Linked DNA regions of Homo sapiens: regions 2 and 3 are each linked to region 1. A link is a loop called in an ENCODE intact Hi-C map of the cell type or tissue named here. Cell type or tissue: ascending aorta. All regions are shown on one strand. Each heading gives the region's core, and the rest is flanking DNA. Links, peaks and the distances in the headings are about the cores only.

Region 1 (2,500 bases), core at 1-2,500:
ACACACCTTGGCTAACTCCCCCCTCATCTCTGGTCTTGGGTTTCCTTTGAGTAAAATGAGAAAGTTCAACAGCACCAGCAGACTTTATGCTTGTTTTCTAGCCATGGATCCTGCAGCCCCTGGAGGGGGTTGAAGGGTTGGAGGACACTGAAGCCCTTTGTGATGGGCCCTACTTGCCTCCTAAAGCAAGTCCTCAGAACCTTACTTAACACGGTCTGTAAACCCCCCGATGAGAAGTTCCCTACGAGCTTTCTGGCCATAAGCCTGTGGTGTAGGCTCTGCTCCGGCCCATGCCATCGCCCCCTTGTCTTCCCAGCTCCCCTCTGCTGAGCGAGCCCCCCTTCCCCAGGCGGCCCCTGCTTTAGGTGACCTCGAATGCATACTCTCAGTTTCAGACAATGAGTGCGGTTGAGGGGGCCGGGACGAGGCAGCCCAGTGGGGCGAGCAGGCTCCTCCCACATGACATCCTCGCACAAGAATGCGGGGGTGGGGGTGAGGGGCAGCTGAAAACTTTCCACAGGCTGGTGAGGCAGGCCCCGCAGAGATAAGTGGACGGTTGGGGTGGGGGTGTCTCTCCAGGAAGCGGGGCAGCCTTCCCTCCTCTAGAGGTGGGGGGTCAGGGTTCTGGCAGATTTTGTTTGCAGAGAGCCGAGCAGCCCCCTGTTGGGAAGATCAGCCCAGCAGGAGGACAAGTTTCCAAGAGCGAAATTTCCGACTTAGTTCGTGGAACCCTGTCAATCGCTAGTCACCTACTGCCGGATTGTTCCTCCTCGGGATCCTCCCACCAAAATTCCTTTCAGTGTGGCTGGGTGCCGGTGCGCGAGATGCCAGGAACGCCCGGCTGGCTCCTCTTTATACCTCTAGACTTCTCTCAGCAGCCCCTGGCCATGCTGCTGCTGGAAGTGATGACAGTCGCTACCGTAGACGGGTGTCGTCCGAGGGGCAGGCGCTGAGCCAAGCAAGCGCTTTATCAGACATGCGAGCGGAATCCACACCGCCTTTCTGCGTGGCAGGGACTGTGATCAATCCCATTTGATAGACCAGGAAACTGAGGTTCAGAGAGCTAAAGAGGCTTGCCTGAAGTCACACAGCTAGGATGTGGCTGCATCAGGATCTGAATCCAGGCGGTGCAGCGGCGCCCAGGCTGCAGGATGGGTCAGGAAATGGGGCGGGAAGTGACCAGTTCCTTTGGAATCCCTGACTCAGCTCCTGGCCCTGGGGTAGGCTCTCTGGCCAGCCCTGGGGATGGCAGGGTCTGTTGCAGGGGCTTGGGGGCTCTGTTGGAGGCAGGGGTCCTGGAGAGGGCACTGCTGGGTACATTGAGGGAGAACCAGAGGGAGGCACAGGGTCTGCCCTCCCTGCCGGACCCTCCCCAGGCCTGGAGACCCAGATTCTTTCACTGGGGCTCCTGCTGGTGACAAACCAGACCCAGAGCGAGGCGGGGCACCCTGAGGTCACCTGGCACCTTGTCTAGGTTATTCCCAGTTTGTCCGTTTCTCCTCAGGGTTCTTTCCCCAGGAAGCCCAGAGCTCAGGAAAGAGTTAAGTGGGCAGAGGAAGGGAGGCACCTCCCAGGTGCTGTGTGCGGCAGGTGGGCACGCTGCCCGGAGCGCTCCCATGAACTATGTCAGGAATGAGCCAGCTTCCCTTGGTTCCCCCGCCCTGCCCCCGGCCCTGCCTGCGGGGACAGTGGAGTCGCTCGGGCTGACCGCTGTCCCCCGGGGGCTGCTTTGTCTCCATGTCTCCGCTTCCTGTGCTGGCCTCAGCAGCTGGCGGGGCCCCTGCTGGCGCCTCAGCCCTGGGGACCGCTGGTCAGGTGAGCAGGTGGCCAGCAGCCTTGGCCAGTGGCTCAGCTGAACAGCTGGGAGGCCAGAGCTGGGGTTGTGGGGAGTTGGAGATTCCCTCCTGAGAGGCTCCTGCTCCCTCAAGGGGCCCAGCCCCTTGGGGAGGTCCCCTCCCTACTGTAGTTTCATGATCCCCTAGTTCATAGGGACACCGCATTCCAGGCACCATGCTGGACATCTCATAAGCAGGGCTTTCTTCCATCTTCACACACAACCCAGAGAGGATGAGGACTTGATCCCCATTTTACAGATGAGGAAACTGAGGTCCGGAGAGGAAGCAGTGAACAGTGACCAAAAGAACGGGGGCCTGGCACAGGAAGGCAGTTGCCCCTGGTGTGTGTCCTTCCACCCACAGGCTGTATGACCTTAGCAGGTCCCCTTGGGGTCCCACCCCCATCTGTAAAATGAGTGGGCTGGACCTGTGGCCCTGAAGGACGCTGTCAACCTGGTGATCCGAGCTTCCCTCCTGTGGTTTCCCACTGGGGCTCAGTCTGAACACCGGGGAAGCTGTTGACTGTGTGACACAAGTGTGGTGAGGAGGGGTCCCACTGCTTACAGCCCCAGTGGCCTAAAGTCCATAGCTGACAGGGAGGAGTCCCCTGGCCAGGGTATGTCTGTGGTTAAGGTGGTCTTTAGACAGGGTGGTCTCGGGCCATG
Region 2 (6,924 bases), core at 1,679-4,178, 100 kb before region 1:
CAGTAAGAAGCATGGATGAAGCTCCTTGTGTTAACGGCCGCTGGGGAACACTGAGACCCAGGGCTCAAAGGCAGACTCCTTCAGGTTCCCGGGAAGGGAGCCTTTCCCCAGCCAGAGGAGACGGCTCTCCTATCCTCAATGGTGGGAGTTTGTCTCCAGGAACGGCAGCTGTGGGTGGCTCTTCTTTGGACAGTCCTGTACAGGCCATATCTCCAAGTACTCCATCTGCTCCTGAAGGATACGACCTGAAAATAGGACTTTCTTTGGCCCCCCGACGAGGATCACTACCAGATCAGAAAGATCTGAGATTAGGATCCATAGATCTGAATTGGGATCTGAAACCCGCTTCCAGTAGTAATCCCATGGATGGCATGGACAATAGGACAGTTGGGGGAAGTATGAGACACCCTCCTGAACAGACAAATGGTGTGCATACCCCACCTCACGTGGCCAGTGCCCTTGCAGGGGCCGTCTCCCCAGGTGCCCTGCGTCGGAGTCTGGAAGCCATCAAAGCGATGTCCTCCAAAGGCCCCTCGGCCTCTGCAGCACTAAGTCCTCCTCTTGGGTCTTCTCCAGGCTCTCCTGGGAGCCAGAGTTTGAGCAGTGGAGAAACAGTGCCCATCCCTCGCCCAGGGCCTGCCCAAGGAGATGGACATTCCTTACCTCCCATTGCTCGCCGCCTGGGCCACCACCCTCCACAGTCCCTAAATGTTGGCAAACCCCTATACCAGAGTATGAACTGCAAGCCCATGCAGATGTACGTGCTGGACATTAAAGACACCAAGGAGAAGGGGCGGGTCAAATGGAAAGTATTTAATAGCAGTTCTGTGGTTGGACCTCCTGAAACCAGCCTGCATACCGTGGTACAAGGCAGGGGTGAACTCATCATATTTGGAGGACTCATGGACAAGAAACAGAATGTGAAGTACTATCCAAAAACAAACGCCTTGTACTTTGTACGAGCAAAGAGATAATGTGTTCTAAACCCCTTTCCTTTTCTGTGGCTTTTAATTTGGAATTTTCCAGTGTGTAAGCATTTGGACTGAGAATTGGGAAAACAAAATTACTCCCAGAAGCCAAAACTCTTTAATTCCCAACCGAAGTCACTCCAGGCTGGGATCAAATCTCCATTAAGAAAAAAAATTATATATAAATATATATATATATATTATATAGCCAACTCTGTTGACAAAAAAAGGGAGAGATTTCCATCCTGGTTCAGATAAAGTTGTTGCTGTGTTTTAACAGGGGCTGGGCTGCCTTTTTCTACCTTGCTGGTAACTAGACCAAGAAGTTAGAGAATAGACTAACATCAGTAACTTCCCAAAAGAAACTGAAGAGCCCCCTGTAAATCTTTATGTGGCCTTCTTGGAGTTAAAAAATGAAAGGGCATATGTAAGTTGCAAAGGTGGAGGGTTTTAGACTCTCATGCTTCAGGTGCTGTCGGGGTAAAAGTAACTGTTTTTCCCCTTCTCTTAAAACCACAGAGGACCTGTGACAGCTCTGCAGAAATGCCAGTGCCTGGCCCCCTCTTGCCTTTTATGGCTGAGGAAAGTTACCCAACAAAGGATTTTATTCCACATTTGTGTGCCGGGTCATTGTGAAATAATGTTTATGCAGCCAACATCTGACCGCCTAGTAGTGTCCATTGGTCTTTGGAGTGCTTCTTGTGTGTCTCAGAAAACATTTTGTGTCTGATTGTGGAAATTTCTGACAATCAATCATATTTGGTGGCAAGTTGCCAAAAAACATATTTATTCTCCTCTTTCTTCCCTTAGAACATGGTACTTGGAAACTGCCTTTTCCATTCACTTACAGGCTGCTTTTTTCTTCTACCTTTTTTCTTTTCTTTTTTTTTTTTCATATGTGGTGAAGTCCTAAAACCTGTCTGACTTTCTGTTTCTTTTACAAAGCTCAGGTGCCTACAGAAATCAGAAGCTGCTTAGAAATACTTGTGGAACCCTTTCCCTGGTGTCACTAGGGGGCCAGTAGGGAATTCTAAGATGCCAATATTGTGAGAAATCTTTGAAGCAAGCATCAAAAGATACTGTTTTTTCCCTATGGGCTTCTTTTTACTTCCAAAGCACATTGAGCACACTCATCCCATATTTGTAGAATGTGGAAATTGATTCTGGAAGGGAATTCCAATAACAGTTCTTTTTAGAAATGTTTTTTTCCTTGTGGTGACATATATTCCTCTTCCTGGCTATTGGCAGGTGATGGAGTTGAGAATCATGTACTTGACTTCTTGACGCATGGCTGACCTCAGAAACAGCTCCATCCTTTGCACTTGTCTTCTTCATGTGTCACCCAAATAGGGCTTGGGTTTTTACTTTCACTTCATTTCTGAGATTAAGGTGTAACCAAGTAGAGCATTTCTTTGCTTGATACAGAAAGTTACTAGTCTCAACCATGGCCTGGGCATAGGAGATGTCAAAATAAGTTTATTTCAAATGGCACCATTTAAATAGGGATTTTTGGTGATTTCTCATCAGTGGAAAGAGGATTTTTGTTTTGCCTTTGTTTTGTTTTGAAATTTAAATCCTAATTTCAAAACATCACCTTGCCACCCTGACACTCCTCTTTTTATTATTAGCGTTTCTCAGGCACAAAGCCTGCTGCAGCTGGCCCTGGGTCCTGGCTTTCAGCCAGCATCTGGCAGCCTAAGTGTACTGATAAGTGTGTTTTCTCCTGTTACATCATGCTGAATCCTTTCCCTTAGCCATTAGCTTTTATGATGTGGTCTTCGTAGGAAAGCCACCCTGGTGCCAAGCCTAGCTTGTGGGGAGGGGTATGTGTTCCAGAAACTGCTCTTTGTGTTCCCTTCAATGAGGAAACAACATGTGTCTACTTATGTGGCATCCAACTGCTTGGAGCTCCACACTTCCCTTTCGCGACTCAGGCTCTGGTGCTGTTGCCAATCCTTGCTTGGCAAAGACTGTTCGATCATGTGGGGTCCTTATTTACAAGGGAAAGCTGGGCCAGAAGGCTAGCAATTCAGGTGTTACCGCTATTGCTGTACCTTGTGTTAGGACATTGTGTTTGTGCATGGACTGTGCCTCCAAACTCAGTAGTTCCTATCTAAATATAAAGTATATTAGAAACCTGAAAGTACAGAATCTCAACCTTACAGTCTTTCCCTTAGTCCTGTGGCCTTCCTAAGCCAGCTGTTAACGTGTTGATTCCTTCCACTTCCCCCAAGTAGGCAGGCAACAGATATGTTGATTGTCTTAGAAAGTAATCTGGTTCCTCTGAACTCCATTGAATTCCAGTTTGACGCATACTGCCTGGAACCAGACTGTTTGCTTACAGCTTTTTAAGAAAAATCTGCCTTGTCTGCCCCCATTATGGTTGGTCTTGGTAGCTCCTGGGCACTGTGGGCGTGTACCATGGGAAAGTGATTCAACACAGTGAAGGTGATTGTCTCCTCAGGCCTCCTGAAGCCACCTGTGCGGTGGGACTTCACGTGTCTCGGCCAAGGCGAGCATTTCCACAATGCCGTGGATGCTGCAGTCAGGCCAGATTGAACCATGACCCCATTTTTCACATGATACCAATTTTGTCTTAAAATTCACTGAGAAAAATGAGACTAAATTTTTTTTAACCCTCAGGAGCACCTGAAGCAAATATTTATCCGTATTTATTGAAAATTCATTTTGTTTCTACTTGAAGCTTTAACCCCTTCCATTCCTGCAAGTGTGCCTTTTGAGAGCTCCCATGGCCTAGTGACTTCACTGGTCACCTTGTCCATCTTACTTAAGAATTTTAGTCTCTCCCTACCCTCTTGGACAGAGCTTCCTGTTCTCTTATTTCACAGGTTATACAGCAGAGCGGGTTTTGTGTTTTCATTCCTATTTCCACCCTTCATTTGGTTGGTGGACTCCACAACCTCACCCTACCCTACACTTTGGGAGCACAAATTTGGTGTTGAAACAAGCTTAAATTTCATTTTAGGGCATACTGGGCTTACTCTCCTCCCAGCTGTCTGTGGATTGATTTGATTTTAATGTTCGAGTTTTACAGCAACAGCTGAAAACCATGAACTATTCTAGGAACTGTGTTGGAACTCTTTAAAATAAAGAAAAGAGGAGGAGGAGGAGGAAGAAAGAAAACCAACTTAAGAAGCCTTGACTTTGGAGGACAGAAAGCCACCAGCCAATGGAGAACAAAGAGATGTTTCCCTTTCCTTTCTTTCACCTTGTCATTCTGGGTTTCCTTCTGCTTCACTCTTTCCTTCCCCCTTAAAAGTGGTATTCCTGGTTGGTCTGTCTGTCTGTCCTTGTCCTTGTGGTGATCCTGGCATGGTGATATGCTCCACTTTGCATTATCCATGGTCTCTTACCAGCGCACAAGTCAGTGGGGAGGATCTAACCACGCCTGGTGGTGAGGAAGCTGAATTTCCAGGCCTGCGTCCCATGTAGCCTCTCCATGAACTGCAGAAGGCATGTTCTGCATGGTTACCAGTAAGTGGCTCCCTCTCACCGTGTTCATTGTCAAATGAGAGCAAACTTTAGGTGTTGGCTCCATTGTACACTCTACTTGCTCTGCTCCCCTCCCTCCAACCAGGGTTCATGTCAGTGCACACCCCATGTGCCCTGGCGAAGCTGGTGCTGTGAGTGATGTTTCCCATACAACTCAGGGATGCCAGGTGGCTTACCCTGAGATAGTCATTTTGGGCACATAACAGTGTAGGAATGAAACATGGATTTCATTGATATTTAAATCTGTCAATTTCATTTTTTGTTAATGTTTTCCCCTGATGACTTTTTAGCAATTTAACAAATAAAATGGACAATTGTCTTAACTGTTTTATTAGCAAAAAAAGAAAAAGAAAAGAGGTCTGGCCGGGCGCAGTGGCTCACGCTTGTAATCCCAGCACTTTGGGAGGCCGAGGCAGGCGGATCACAAGGTCAGGAGTTTGATACCAGCCTGGCCAACATAGTGAAACCCTGTCTCTACTAAAAATACAAAAATTAGCCGGGCATGGTGGCAGGCACCTGTAATCCCAACTACTTGGGAGGCTGAGGCAGGAGAATTGCTCCAACCCAGGAGGCAGAGGTTGCAGTGAGCCAAGTTTGTGTCACTGCACTCCAGCCTGGGCAACAGAGTTAGACTGTCTCAAAAAAAAAAAAAAGAGGTCAATCACAGTGGCTCATGTCTGTAATCCCACCACTTTGGGAGGCTGAGGCAGGAGGATCACTTAGACCAGGAGTTTGAGACCAGCCTGGGCAATATAGTGAGACCCCATCTCTAAAAAAAAAAAAATTTACCCAAGCATGGTGGTGTATGCTTGTGGTCCCAACTACTCAGGAGGCTGAATGGGAAGATCACACTTGAGCTAGGGAGGTCAAGACTGCAGTGAGCCATGATTGTGCCACTGCATGCCAGCCTGGGCGACAAAGTAAGACCCTGTTACAAAAAAAAAAAAAATTGTCTTGATGGGAAACAATTGAGGTTGGAGATTGAAGGCACAGTAGTTGGAAAGAGATACCTTCTCTAGGAGGTTGTGTTTTCATGGAGAGGTGGAGAGTTGCCACTCCTTGGGGACAATGCCATTTAATAATAAACCAGCTCCCTCCATCACGCTTGAAGGGCTTGGTGTTTCAGAGCCTCAGTACCAGCCTGCAATGGACATCCAAGAGTGGTCATGAGCTTGGAGCAGAGGCCCAGGGGCCAGGACGACATTTGCATCTTCCCTGGCCCCCTAAGCAAAGATGAAGACACAGGGCCCCAGGGGCATGAAGAGGCACAGCAGATGATGGTTTGGAACGCAGTCCCGAAGCTCCGAAGGCCTATGGCTTAATCCTGCTTTTCCCTACTTACTACTTAACCTTGGATACAAGCTTCCTCATCTGTAAATGTAGTTGCTTCTACCTTATAGGAGCCTGTGGGTTAATTGAAGTTGTATGTGAAAAGCGCCAGCACAACGCCCAGCACATAGTAAGTTGGCAGCTACTGCCTTCCACTGCAGGGCCAGCACAGCACTCCCCAGCCAGGGTTCTTGCTTTTCTGGATACTAAAGGGTCAGTGGGCTGGGCATGGTGGCTCACGCCCGTAATCCCAATACTTTGGGAGCCCAAGGCAGGTGGATCCCTTGAGGTCAGGAGTTCAAGACCAGCCTGACCAACATGGCAAAACCCCTTCTCTACTACAGATACAAAAATTAGCCAGGCATGGTGGTGCACGCCTGTAATCCTAGCTACTCAGGAGGCTGAGGCAGGAGAATCACTTGAACCCAGGTGGAGGCTGCATTGAGCCAAGATTGCACCACTGCACTCCAGCCTGGGCAACAAAGCGAGACTCCATCTCCCAACAAATAAATAAAGGGCCAGAGGCCTATGCACATTCGGGTGTAAATTGAAAATCTGCCTGGGGAAGGGGAGACAGTGCAGGAATCAGCACCTCAGCCCAAGGTTTTGCCTTCATTACTCCTCCCGTGAGGCCTGAGAAAGGTTCCTAGAAGTGGTAGGCTTTGAGCACCCCCACGTCCAGGCAGGAGAGGAAGCATCCACCAAAATTTTGCCCGTGAAAATCCTGCAGGCTGGCCTCTGCGTGGTGCTGCCGCACATGACTGGGTCTTAGTGCTCTGTGCCTTTTCACCTCCCCCAGGCCAAGGAGAGACTCCCAGCTAAGTTCCACCTTCTGGTCTCAGTGGCTTTACTACTTCTCTTCCCACAAACACTGCCAGCATGTCAGTGGATGCTGTGTGAGGTGATGATTTGCCCACGGCTGGAAGTGTTCAAACAGGGTCTGACCACCTGCATGGGAGGAAATAACAGAGATGCATCAGATCAAGATTGGAACCAAGGAAACGCTTGATGCCATTTCAATTTTTTGAGACGTAGTTCTGTGGACTCAGAAGGGACTTAGAGGCAGTAGGACAGGGCAGACCTAGGTTCAGGAGCTGACTGTCACTTTGAGCTG
Region 3 (6,924 bases), core at 2,553-5,052, 220 kb before region 1:
TGCTGTTTTGGAGTAGGGTATTCAAAGCTCATTACCAGTAGGAAGAGGGGATAACCTGAAGCCAAGACTTTTACGCAATTGCCTATATATGAAAGACATGTATAGCCTGCAGTCCATTGGTTTCCCAGTGATGTGGACATAACATCTCCCTGGCTCCCCTCTTTCAAAAGTGCATATTTACAAGAACCTTTGTGAAATTTGAAAAGGGAATCAAATTCAAGACAGCGTTCAAATATAAGCCCAGACAAACTATTAAAAATGAAAGCTGGCTGAGGGCAGTGGCTCATGCCTATAATCCCAGAACTCTGGGAGGCTGAGGCAGGAGGACTGCTAGAGCCCAAGAATTCAAGGTTGCAGTAAGCTATGATTATGCCACTGCACTTCAGCCTGGGAAACCAAATGAGACCCTGTATCTAAAATAAATAAATATTTTTTTTTTTAATGAAAGCTGCCAGGCATAGTGGCACATGCCTATAATCTACTGGGAGGCCCAGCCTGGGCAATCTCATCTCAAAAAATAAAAAAAAAATTAAAAAAAAAAAGGCCAGGTGCAGCGGCTCATGCCTGTAATCCCAGCACTTTGGGAGCCTAAGGCAGGAGGATCACTTGAGGCCAGGAGTTCGAGATCAGCGTGGCCAACATGGTGAAACCCCGTCTCTACTAAAAATACAAAAATTAGCTGGGCGTGGTAGCATGCGCCTTGTAATCCCAGCTACTCGGGAGGCTGAGGCACGAGAATCGCTTGAACCTGGGAGGTAGAGGTTGCAGTGAGATGAGATTGAGCCACTGCACTCCAGCCTGGGCAATGGAGTAAGACCTTCTCTCAAACAAAAAAAAAAAAAAGGAAAAGAAAGAACACCCAATTCCCAAATTTTCCACATGTCCCCAGGTAGAGAGGTAGCAGCAAAATGCTAGAGAAAAAAAGCCCAGCCTTGAAGTCAGACATGCTTGGGATCAAATCCCAGCTTCCCCCAGCTGTGTGATCTTGCGCAAAACAGGTTACTCTCGAAACCTCCGTTTCCTTGTCTATAAAAGGGGGACAATGCCTCAACAGGTTGTTTCAAGGATTCAATTAAATAAAATATATTAGAGAACCTGCATTTTGGCAGAAGTGTTCATGATGTCAATAAGGCAAGGTTTGTGTTCCACCTCTGTAGTTTTTTTTTTTTGTTTTTTTTTTTGATGGAGTTTCACTCTTGTTGCCCAGGCTGGAGTGCAATGGCATGATCTCGGCTCACTGCAACCTCCGCCTCCTAGGTTCAAGCAATTCTCCTGGCTCAGCCTCCCAAGTAGCTAGGATTACAGGTATGTACCATAGGGTCCAGCTAATTTTTGTATTTTTAGTAGAGATGGGGTTTCACCATGTTGGCCAGGCTGGTCTGGAACTCCTAACCTCAGGTTATCCACCCACCTCAGCCTCCCACAGTGCTGGGATTACAGGCGTGAGCCACAGCACCTGGCCGCGGTACATTTTTAAAGGATATTACTAAAGTAAGGGATAGCAGAAAGAACTCTGGCTTTCTGCCTCCGCTGCTGCCATGGCTTCTGTGAAAAAGCCTGTGGTGAAGGGGGGCAAAAAAAAGAAGCAGGTTCTGAAGTTCACTCTTGAATGCACTCACCCCGTAGAAGATGGAATCATGGATGCTGCCAATTTTGAGCAGTTTTTGCAAGAAAGGATCAAAGTGAACGGAAAAGCTGAGAACCTTGGTGGAGGGATGGCGACCATTGAAAGGAGTAAGAGCAAGATCAACGTGACATCCGAGGTGCCTTTCTCCAAAAGGTATTTCAAATATCTCACCAAAACATATATGAAGAATAATTTACGTGATTGGTTGCTCCTAGTTACTAACAGCAAAGATAGCTACAAATTATGTTACTTCCAGATTAACCAGGACAAAGAGGAGGAAGATGAGGATTAAATTTCATTTATCTGGAATATTTTGTATAAGTTTTTCAATAAAACTTGGGAACCAAAAGAAAAAAGAAAGAACACGCGACAAGCGTCAGAAAGACCTAAGTCTCTAAATCTCACATCTCTAGGCTTATTCAGCTGTTAAATGGGGGACTGTACTAGCTATTTCTAATTGACTTACCCATTCTGAAAAACTAAAGTAAGCCCCAATTTCTGCTGAATCCTATTCATTTTTGTTCATTTGCCTCCAACTTCTCTAACATGAGGGATTTATGACCCTTTGAAACAGGTGAGGAAAACCAAAGAAAGGCCAAGATGCCCAAGAAACGTATCATTTGCATGATATTAAAGTTGTAAGCCAAGCTTTTTTATAGGGATGTCTGGATGATTCACTCAGATTAGTGGTAGGCAATAAACGCCTGTACCGAAAATGTTGCATTTTCTGGCACAAAGTCACTGATAAGCACACTGCCTAGCATATAGCAGACACTCAAAAATGCTGGTTGAATGAACAAGGAGCCAACTGACACCTGTTACTCCCTATAAAATCTTTAACTTTCTTAAGCCAAAACTCAAGAAAGATGGTTGTCACATTAAGAACTCTACTAAATATCCTCTGAACGAACGAATCCTTCAAATTCTCAATTATGCTAAATGGAAAAACATAAACAACCGTTGAGAGAAATGCTGAACCAGCGGAAAAAACTTCAAAGCCAAGTTTCAACATTCCCGTAGAGCTAGATACACCCACTGACTGCTGCCAGGGTCAATTTCCCGGCCTCTTCCAGAGCTCATAAGCACCCCCAAAAAGCGCTTAGGAAAAAAAACCCAGCGCCTACTCTACCCTGGTACGCTCGACTCCTCGCACACGTAAACCTTTAAGGTGGATGTCAGTGCAGCCAGCATTGAACAGACGCGAACACGGGGAGACAAAAAAAGCATCTCCCCATATTCACAAGGGTCACCACAGACAAACTCTGAAAAGACCAAATTATTCACAAATCTAAGAGAATTGACAGATCCTCTTTGAGATAAACTATTTTCCTACAGTTTCTGGAGGCAAACAAAAACTCCAAAAACAAGTCGAACGGTCCATCTCCCCACTCCTCTCCCAAGAATGTGGCTGTTTTACATATCACACCCTGGACTCCGACAAGCGAACTCCTAGACCTTCCCGGGGCCTCGGATCGCTGAGTGGCAGAGGAGCTGCCCCGCAGAGCTTTCGGTTGCTTTGGCAGAGTCCCCGTGAGACCTGCCTGCCTGCCCACAAACTCTTCTTGGAGTAAAAGTGAAAGAGAAAAAAAACCCGACTCGTCCACCGTGACGGATGGTGGGGGATTTTAGCAGAGTTGAGTAGCCCAAAGAGGATTCAATTTCCCCCCGCCCTCGGCTGCCTCCTCCCGCTTTCCTGCGAAGCCGGACATGCCTCCTTGGTCCGCGCAAGCCCCACCACCACCCACATGGTGTGTCCGTCCCGGTCAGAGCACAAGAACTTTAAAATGGTGCCTCGGGCCACAAGGCTCATCGGAAAGAGTCACAGAGGCCCACGGCCAGCAAGTGGGCGCGGGGGGTCAGGAAAGGAGGCCCCGGGTGGCGGGTGGGGCGCCCCGGGTGACGCGCGCGTTAGTGGGCGGAGGGAGGCGCACCAGGCAAAGGAAAGGAGAGAAATGGATCGCGGCCCCTTTAAGAGGCCTTCACGGCGCTCAGGAACTGGGGGCCTCTCCACCACCCCCAGCCCGGCGTATGGGGCCCTTCCTTGGGGAGAACTATCTCCAGACCCGCTCCCCGGAGGCTCCCCTCACGCCAGGTCTCGCCCGGCCCTGCCATGGGACGGCGGCTCCTCCTTACCCCGCTGTCTGCCGCCTCTTCCCAGCTCTCAGCGACCTCCTCATCTTCCATCTTACTCGCCGCTTTCCCTCCTCCCCCACCCCCTCCCCGCGCCTGCGCTTTGAAGCGCGCCTCCGTCGCGGGCGCAGGCACGCAAGGCTTTACTCAATGGACCCCGCCCGCTGCCAAGCCCGGAAGAGGCGCCAGGCAAGGTCCCAAGTGTACATTAGGGCAGCCATCTTGGAAGGGGGCAGAGAAGGCGGAAAGATGCCATCTTTCTTAAGGGCCAACGCGTTATCTGTCTTACAGAATGGGCGTTCAAGGGAAGTCCTCATCTCGAGTACCGGAAGTGTGTTCTGTGGAACCATCTTTTCTAAGGGCAGGCAATTAAAGAAAACTTTTTTTCTTTTAAAGTGAGTCGTAGTTTTCCTAAACTACAGATAATGGTATCTTCAGAATTCTGAAAACATTTTTAAACACCAACAAATGATGAAAAATATCTGCTGATGCAGAAAACATTTTATTATTTCTGATAGGGTGAAAATCATTACAGTATTTCCTGCTCATAAAGCAGTATTCTAATCATTTATTAACACTATATCCGCTACCGTAAGGTAAAGACGGTAAAGATAATATTGCACCTCAGTTGGGAGAACCAGTGGGATTCCCAGCTACTAAGTTCTCCTGGGTCTTTAATGGTAGATAAATACGTTAGTATTACCTCTAAAAATTACTGGCCAGGCGCGGTGGCTCACGCCTGTAATCCCAGCACTTTGGGAGGCCGAGACAGGCGGATTACCTGAGGTCAGGAGTTCAAGACCAGCCTGGCCAACATGGTGAAACCCCGTCTCTACTACAAATACAAAAATTAGCTGGGCATGGTGGCACACGCCTATAATCCCAGCTACTCCGGAGGCTGAGGCAGGAGAACTGCTTGAGCCAGGGAGGTGGAGGTTGCAGTGAGCCGAGATCATGCCACTGCACTCCAGCCTGGCCGACAGAGTGAGGCTCTGTCTCAAAAAAAAAAAAAATTATTTATGTCAGGGCAGGCGTAGTGGCTCACACCTGTAATCCCACTTTGGGAGGCCAAGGTGGGCAGATCACCTGAGGTCAAGAGTTCGAGACCAGCCTGACCAACACGGAGAAACCCCGTCTCTACTTAAAATGCAAAATTAGCTGGGCATGGTGGCACATGCCTGTAATCCCACCTACTCGGGAGGCTGAGGCGGGAAGATCGCTTGAGCCTGGGAGGCGGAGGTTGCAGTGAGCCAAGATTGCGCCATTGCACTCCAGCCTGGACAACAAGAGCAAAACTCTATCTCAAAAAAAAGTTATTTATGTGGCCGGGCATGGTGGCTCACGCCTATAATCCCAGCACTTTGGAAGGGTGAGGCGGGGGGATCGCTTGAGCCCTGCAGTTTGAGACCAGCCTGGGCAACGAGGCAAAAGCCCATCTCTACTAAAAAAAAAAAAAAAAGCTGTGTGATCTTAACGCAAGTTACATAAGGATTCTATGTCTCAGTTCCCCAAGTGTATACATTAGAGATAGCTACTTCAAAAGTAGATTGTAAGAATTTAACCAGTTACTATGCTGAAATGCCTAGAACAGTGCCTGACCCATAGTAAGAGTCCTAAGGGTTAGCTATTATCATTATGGGAGTGTCTTGTCTGCCCGAGGAAGATTTATAATTGTCACTTCTGTAATCATCCTTTCTTAAAATATAAGGACAGGGAGATGCCAGGCGCGGTGGCTCACGCCTATAATCCCAACACTGTGGGAGGCTGAGGTGGGCGAATCAGTTGAGGTCAGGAGTTCAAGACTAGCCTGGTCAACATGGTGAAACCCCATCTCTACTAAAGATACAAAAATTAGCCGGATGTGGTGGCAAGCACCTGTAATCCCAGCTACTTGGGAAGCTGAGGCAGGAGAGTTGCTTGAACCCAGGAGGCAGAGGTTGCAGTGAGCCAAGATTGCGCCATTGCACTCCAGCCTGGGCAACAAAGCGAGACTCTGTCTCAAAAAAAAAAAAAAAGGCAGGGAGATAAGCAAACACCATGTGTTTATATTCTTACTGACATGTTCCTGTTTTTCTCTCAGTTTTAAATACATGTCATTCAGTAGTGTTGCATTTGGCTGCTATAACCAAGTTATCTGACTTGGAATGTGTTTTTTCTTGTATTTTTAGTATGCCATTAATCTTTCTGAAGTAAAACCTTCCTGCTGTGAAATTTCATAATTTGTATTCTTTTTTTTTTTTTTTTAGACATAGTCTCACTGTCGCCCAGGCTGGAGTGCAGTGGCGCAATCTTGGCTCATTGCAGCCTCTGCCTCCTGGGTTCATGTGATTCTCCTGCCTCAGCCTCCCGAGTAGCTGAGACTATAGGTGCTTGCCACTATGCCCAGCTAATTTTTGTATTTTTAGTAGAGGCCAGGTTTCACCATGTTGGCCAGACTGGTCTGGAACCCCTAACCTCAGATGATCTGCCTGCCTCAATCTCCCAAAGTGTTGGGATTACAGGTGTGAACCACTCTGCCCGTCCTGTTATTTGTATTCTTAATGATTATCATCATAAACTGCAACCATGTGTTAAATGTTACTGGTCTTTATTTAGAAGCTTAAGTGATATGCTTACTAATTCTCTGGTTTCACAACTTCCTGACTCTGAAATATTGTTCATTTCCAGGGTCTGTCCTCAGTCCACTGTTCTTACCTAGATGTTCATGGTATAAGCCACCCACTGTATGCTGAAGACTGCCAAAGTTGACTTCTAGCTGTGAACTGACCTGGTGTTTCTGATTCTGATTTTTACAGCTAGGCTTCTTATTGCCATCTCCACATGGATATTCCACTAGCAGCTTTTAAGTCTCTAAAACTCAAGTAATTCTCGGCCGAGCGCAGTGGCTCACGCCTGTAATCCCAGCACTTTGGGAGGCCAAGGCAGGCGGATCACGAGGTCAGGAGTTCGTAGACCAGCCCGACCAACATGGTGAAACCCCGTCTCTACTAAAAATACAAAAATTAGCCAGGCGTGGTGGCGCATGCCTGTAATCCCAGCTACTCAGGAGGCAGAGGCAGGAGAATCGCTTGAACCCGGGAGGTGGAGGTTCCAGTGAGCCGAGATCATGCCACTGCACTCCAGCCTGGGTGACAGTGAGATTCCATCTCAAAAAACAAACAAACAAA

Evidence for each region. Peaks named below come from ENCODE experiments on the same cell type or tissue, not always from the same donor. Only the 100,000 strongest peaks of a DNase experiment are listed, where the experiment ranks them.
Region 2: it touches region 1 in a loop (5-fold over the local background); 4 of 110 quality-filtered maps call a loop at or near these places.
Region 3: a loop joins it to region 1, with 2.8 times the contacts of the local background. A loop is called at or near these places in 3 of 110 quality-filtered maps.

The regions. Positions count from the first base shown.
Region 1 is chr1:16,144,447-16,146,946 of GRCh38, reverse strand. The region is part of intron 3 of EPHA2 (EPH receptor A2); the gene reads left to right. Among named protein-coding and RNA genes, the nearest start is that of EPHA2-AS1, 9.5 kb to the left of the region's middle. RefSeq lists enhancers at 1-455, 2,041-2,500. In ascending aorta, for the core only: no CTCF peak of the experiment used is centred there; DNase peaks (open chromatin) are centred at 466, 826, 1,186 and 1,546; H3K4me3 peaks cover 1,945 bases; H3K27ac peaks cover 2,500 bases.
Region 2 is chr1:16,244,720-16,251,643 of GRCh38, reverse strand. It overlaps FBXO42 (F-box protein 42), which reads left to right. Exons shown (of 10, transcript NM_018994.3): 10 at 1-4,804. The coding sequence ends at 974. Among named protein-coding and RNA genes, the nearest start is that of CPLANE2, 11 kb to the right of the region's middle. In ascending aorta, for the core only: no CTCF peak of the experiment used is centred there; a DNase peak (open chromatin) is centred at 2,723; H3K4me3 peaks cover 441 bases; H3K27ac peaks cover 2,500 bases.
Region 3 is chr1:16,364,145-16,371,068 of GRCh38, reverse strand. It overlaps SZRD1 (SUZ RNA binding domain containing 1), which reads right to left and starts at 3,827. Exons shown (of 4, transcript NM_001114600.3): 1 at 3,761-3,827. The coding sequence starts at 3,811. It also overlaps the pseudogene RPL22P3. RefSeq lists enhancers at 3,031-3,320, 4,071-4,130. In ascending aorta, for the core only: a CTCF peak has its summit at 3,528; DNase peaks (open chromatin) are centred at 3,498, 3,938 and 4,993; H3K4me3 peaks cover 1,723 bases; H3K27ac peaks cover 2,500 bases.